2 separate regions of the Homo sapiens genome follow, and region 2 is linked to region 1. The links are chromatin loops, found by intact Hi-C in ENCODE. Cell type or tissue: HCT116. All regions are shown on one strand. Each heading gives the region's core, and the rest is flanking DNA. Links, peaks and the distances in the headings are about the cores only.

Region 1 (2,916 bases), core at 232-2,731:
AAGTTCTGGGATTACGGTTGTGCTTTCCTGTACCCGGTTGTGAGGAAGTCCTCTCTACTACTACTAGGAGAGCCACATCTCTCGAAGGTACCTTTGCTGTGGGGAGTTTGCATGTCATCTGGGAACCTACAACACTAGATTGATACTACTTAGGGAGTTAGTCTTGGATCCCGCCAGCTACAGCCATTTTGAAGCGACTGTCAGGTACGGGAACTTGGGCAAGCCCCAGCTGTAGCCTACTCAGCCTTGCCCAGGGTCTCCTGCCATACCCAGACACCTGGCCCCATGTCTGATGACAAGACAACTAAAAGATCCCTTAGAGGCAACCTACTCTACATTGTCCACATGCAGAAGCCAAGTCCCCAACAAGGGGATGTGATCAGTAGCCTGTCATTTGGCATCATAGCCATCTTCTATCCTGGGTCCCCCTGTGATCAGGGGCCTTTGTTCTCCATTGCAGCCCAGAGGGTCTTGCCTCACCTCTGCTTAGGGCACCCTGTGGGTGCAACATAATGAGGGTCAGCCTTTGCCCTCCCCTCTCCTCTGTTGGGGATGCTGGGTCCCTGCAGCCATGCACTAACTTGGAACATAAAACTGATAATCCTGAGAGTCAAGAGACCTCAATTCAAATCGTGCCTCTAAACTTGGGCTGCAAGTTCCTCACCCTTCCTGGCTTTAGACCCCAGATGTGCAGTGAGGCTGACAATCAAACGTCCACAGGGTTTGCAGTGAAAGACGGGAAGAGTGTGAGATGGGTCCACTGCCTGGGACCCAGCCAGGAGCCTGTCCTCTGTCTGGACCCACCGTAGCCTCTGGGCCTTTTGACTCAGAGCTGGAGAAAGGTTTGGAGGTGAGGAGATAGGGCTCTGGGTTAGGTCTCCCAGGGAAGGCAAGGGACAGAAGTTGATGACAACAGCCTGCAGAGCCATCCACCCTCTCTGGGTCTGGTGATGATGGACTCCTCTCAGTCCAGAAATCTGCTGCAAATGTCTCCCACAGAAAGACCTGGGACAGCAAGGTGGGAAGATTGCAGCGGGCTCTGGCTTAGCCCCATAGGATGCCCAGGGCTGGGCTTCCTGAAGCTAGAGGAATTTCCCAGGCTCAACTGGTGATACCCGGCCCCAGGTTACTCAGAGCAACAGCTCTGGCATCCACACTGGGGTCAGCCACAGCTCTGGCCCCAGGCCGCTGGGCGTGGCCTGCCCCTGTGCCCCAGGCTACCGGGAGGGGGAGGAGAGGCAACAGAGAAGAAGGGAGAAAGGTAGCTTCTTTACCAGAAGCCTTCCAAAAGGGACATCTCAGAGCCCTTGGGTTTGGGACGAATCAGGGAGGGCTGGTGGACACTGCCATCTGCTGGTTACTTGTTGTAACAGCAGTGCAGTGTTGAGGAACTTCCTACTTACTGGGAGAAGACTCAGGAACCAGTGCTCTGGGCCTCTGCAGGTGAACAAGCTCGCATGGGGCTGTAAGGTGTCCTGGGAGATGAGTGACAAGGACCATATGCTTCCATTGACCCAGGAAAAAGACTACAGTATAGGGTCATGATAAAGATCTGGCTTCCAATCCACTTTTGCTGTGTTCGAGCTTTGTGACCCTGATTAAATTAACCTCTGTCATCTTCTGTCTCTTTGTCTTTAAACAGGGACAGGGTTGCCTACTTATAAGGGGTGTGTCAAAGAGTAGATTAAATCAAGTAGGAAAAGTCCTTGCCCCAGTGCTGGCTCAGTTAAAAAAAAAAAAAATGGTGGCGTTTCATGCCATCTGGGTAAGTCCTGGTTTAACCAGTTGGAAGGCCAGCTCATCTAGCTTGTTCATTCAGTCTCCTGGGTGTGGCCACTGTCTTGGAGGCATTTCCCCTCTGTGGACTTGCTCACCATGGATTTCAGTATTCTGAATGTTCTGCAGCTGTGTCTTCAGTAGATTTTCTTGGAGACCTTTGTGGACACATGAGATTTAAAACAAACAAATAAACAAACAAACAAAAAACTACTTTTGGAAAAAAAGCTGCGGACTCTTTGTGCAATAATTTGGAATGCCCAGCCCTCCAGTCTTACTTAGATAGAGCTCAGGGTTTCTGTTCTAGACCCACAATGATTAGAGGAACCAAATTATCTGCCGCCTGGGAAGATAGGGGCTGACAGGAACAGAGTTGGAGGAACTAGAAGATGTGTCCACAGTCTAGGATATGAGACTTGCAGCCACCCCTGAGGATGACAATATTGGGAACAAATGATCCACCAGTTCCTGAAACAGAGTGTTGACCCGGAGGATCACAGGGCTGACCGGATCCTGGTGTCTGGGGATTGGCTGTCTCAGCTCTTCTGGTCCACATAGTAAAGGTGTCTGTGAGATTTGTCTGCAGGAGGCAGTCTCCGAGGCTGCCCCGCAAAGAACGAGGCACTTACAAAACTGGGAACCTGGCCCTAGGCTATGACTCCCCCATGTGCCCTCTCACCCTCATTTCCTAGGTAGCAGATCCATCCTAAATAAGGTGTTAATTTAGGGCAACTAAAACAGAGCCCAGCTAGGTTCTGTCCTCCGAGTCTTCATTCCTGGTTTGAATGAGGAGCTAGAGGACTCTAATCAAAATGCTTGTCCTCATTGCTGGGGACACAAATCTGGAAGTTAGTAAAAACACTGGGTTACAGAATCAACATCTAAAAAGTCATTAGCAAATCACTGCAAAATTGAAAGAATAATGAGATAGCACTTTTTTCCTCTCTAAATCTAGCAAAACTGAAAAATATGAAACCCGTTATTGGCAAAAGGATGGGCAAACGGGCACATCTACATATACCTTTGGCAGGAATATAAGTTCGTAGAGATTTTTCAAGAACATGGATCATGAAATACAGGCTATCTAAATTTAAAAAAAAAAGATTTTTCAAGAAGAGCATCAACATTTTAAAGAAGGAA
Region 2 (2,916 bases), core at 192-2,691, 460 kb before region 1:
CACTGAACAAATAAGCAGCTGTTTAAAATAGTAGCATTGTGAAGCCTGCCTTTGTAGGGCCATTGTGTCTTTTTCCATATTATTCAAATTTCTGTGAGACACACACACAAAAACAACAACAACAACAACAACAAACAAAAACACTTCATTGACCTGTACACTGAAGATGAGTGCACTTTATATATATATATGTTATACCTCATTGAAAAAAGTTTTGAAAAAGTATCTTAAAATTAACAGTATGTTTTCTGAGCATATGTGTTAAATAAGGCATATCTAGGTGAAATAATAACACATATAATTTTTTTAAGTCCTTTTGTTAAGCTTCCCAGGAATTAAGATTGTAGACCATTCTAATGGCTAGGTAGAAAATCATTTTTCAAGTCAGGTAGTCTCTAATTTTAGTACTTTATTTTTTAAAAAAAGATTGAAGAATCTAGGCAAGTACCCAATTATCAGTAAATTAATTATCAATCATTACAGGTATGAGAGCATTAGGGGTATGAGAGAAAAATATTTAAGAACCACTAAGTTATACATTCTCATGGTAACCTGAACTTTTTCCCTTACTTATCATAATCTATAAATACATGCCTATTGATATGATTATTTGATGTGTGTTTCTCCAACATCAAGTCTCATGGAAATAATACTAAGCATATTGTTTATCCACAGTGAATCTAAGTCAAAGATTCAGTAAGCAAGTGGATTACTGTGCAAGTGCTATTTGCAGTCCTGGGAGTAGATGAGATCATGCAGAAACAGATAAACAGAGAAGAGGATGGAACTCTGGAAAACAGCAGAAGATAACTCCTTTTAGTATAAAAACCGTCATTTGTCTTCGCAACTTTTCCCTTTTCCTTTCCTGCTTTGTCCCTAGAGAGCACAGTGTTTTGCACACAGAAACAATTTCAATGTTAAAATAAACTTTCTTCCCTAAACATAGTCTAAGACACAGAATACATAATTACTCTTAGGAGTATTCTTTTCAGGGCAATAGTTACCTTAGAAGACTGCACCTTGTTGTCTTCACTGTCTTGTAGAAGAAACAGATGTGAAATACTCAAGATATAGATAGTCCCATAGCCCCTTCAAGGAAGTTGCAAGTGATCTTTCCTCAGAGCCTGACATCGAAAAGTTAATTTTTTTTGTTATCACTCAGTTTAATAAATCATCTCTGAGTGCATCACGCACTATCATGTCACATGTTCTAGTCAGTGGTAAGAATGTTTTTCTTCTTGCTCCCATATCCTCTAATATGCTAAGATCAAGTCCATTTATTCTGTGTTTCTTCCACTCACTTTCTAAAACTTTAGCTCTAAATAAATTAACATTGATGACTTGCTTAGATAGTCCCTATCTGGTTGGACTTGGTTTTCTATCTTGTCAGTTTTTTATGTGGCCACCGGGAGGCAGCATGAACTTGCCTACTGATAATCTCTCTTGATGCCTGTACATCTGCAGTCATCCTGTCACTTTTTAAAGAAAGATGTCTTTTCTATTTAAGATGTAATTAAATCTCACCTTTTTTTAAAATAATACTTGGTGATAATGGGACATGGGGAAACAGAGATCATCATATGCTTGTGTTAGAATGTTAATTGGAGCAATTTGAAAATTACTTATCTGAAACCTTAAAATTGTTTATGTCCTTTGCTCTGGCATTCCCCTTCCCCACACTCACTCTCCCATTCCCAGCAATTTCTCTTTATGGAATTATTGCCATCGTGAGCAAAGACTTAGCTACAGGGACATTCAGTACAGCATGCTCATACAAACATCAACTAGAAACAATATAAATGTCCAACAAGAACACATTCTGGTCATATAATAGATAGCTCTGAGGCTGATAAAAATGATATTATTGAAATTTTTCTGAAAATGTGGTATACATATCACCAGATCTGGTCCACAAGACCATTGTAAGTGGGACATGAAAAGGAAGCATGCTTCCTTTTCACTGTATCTCTTATCTGCTCCCAGAAACAGTGTCCTGGCCTTGTGGCCTTCCTCCTAGACAGGCAGAAGGCTATGGCTTCCCATACACACCCAGGCTCTTCTCTTCCCCAACCTCCTCTAGGACTTCCTTATCCTATTCCCTCTCCAAGGCCCAGGTTTCATCCCACTCCCTTTATTTATTTATTTATTTATTTATTTATTTATTTATGTTTTAATAAAGAAAGCTGTAAAAGAATGTCATCTCCATCTGAAGACAACAACAAATCCAAATAGTCATTTATTTATTTGTTAGATTTCTCAGCAATATTTTGGAGATTTTATTATAAAGGTTTTGCACATTTTGATAAGCTTTTTCTTTTCTCAGACAGGGGCTCACTCTGTCAGCTGGAGTGCAGTGGTGTGTGATCATGGCTCACTGTAGCTTTGACCTCCTGGGCTCAAGTGATCCTCCCACCTCGGGCTCAAGTGATCCTCCCACCTCAGCCTCCCAAGTAGCAAGGACTACAGTCACATGCCACCACACCTGGTTGATTTTTAATATTTTTTTAGAGGTGGGATCTAGCTATGTTGCCCAGGCTGGTTTCAAACTCCTGGGCTCAAGAGATCCTCCTGCCTCCACCTCCCAAAGCGCAGGGATTACAGGGATGAGCCACTGTGCCTAACCTCCAATCCCTTTCCTTCCCACACAGCTCTTTCTGGTTCCCCAGCACAGCCCTCCAGGTGGTCGAGCAGCCAGCCAGCTCCACCCTCATTGCCTTCAAGCTCCTTTTCTTAATATTTCCTGAAACCCCCAGCTCTGCCCCTTCCCCTAAGCTCCTGTCTACCTTCTTGTCCTATGATGTGCTTGCCATATCTCTTAGAGAAAACCTGTCCTGATTGCTTTTTTTTCTTTTTTTTTTTTTGAGACAGAGTTTTGCTCTTTGTTGCCCAGGCTGGACTGCAGTGTAGCGATCTAGG

The links. Peaks named below come from ENCODE experiments on the same cell type or tissue, not always from the same donor. Only the 100,000 strongest peaks of a DNase experiment are listed, where the experiment ranks them.
Region 2: a loop joins it to region 1, with 16 times the contacts of the local background. A loop is called at or near these places in 57 of 110 quality-filtered maps.

What each region holds. Positions count from the first base shown.
Region 1 is chr2:20,660,095-20,663,010 of GRCh38, reverse strand. No RefSeq gene overlaps it. Among named protein-coding and RNA genes, the nearest start is that of GDF7, 5.6 kb to the left of the region's middle. In HCT116, for the core only: a CTCF peak has its summit at 1,364 (motif pointing left); a DNase peak (open chromatin) is centred at 1,350; H3K27me3 peaks cover 1,044 bases.
Region 2 is chr2:21,116,992-21,119,907 of GRCh38, reverse strand. No RefSeq gene overlaps it. Among named protein-coding and RNA genes, the nearest start is that of TDRD15, 5.5 kb to the left of the region's middle. In HCT116, for the core only: a CTCF peak has its summit at 1,400 (motif pointing right); a DNase peak (open chromatin) is centred at 1,407.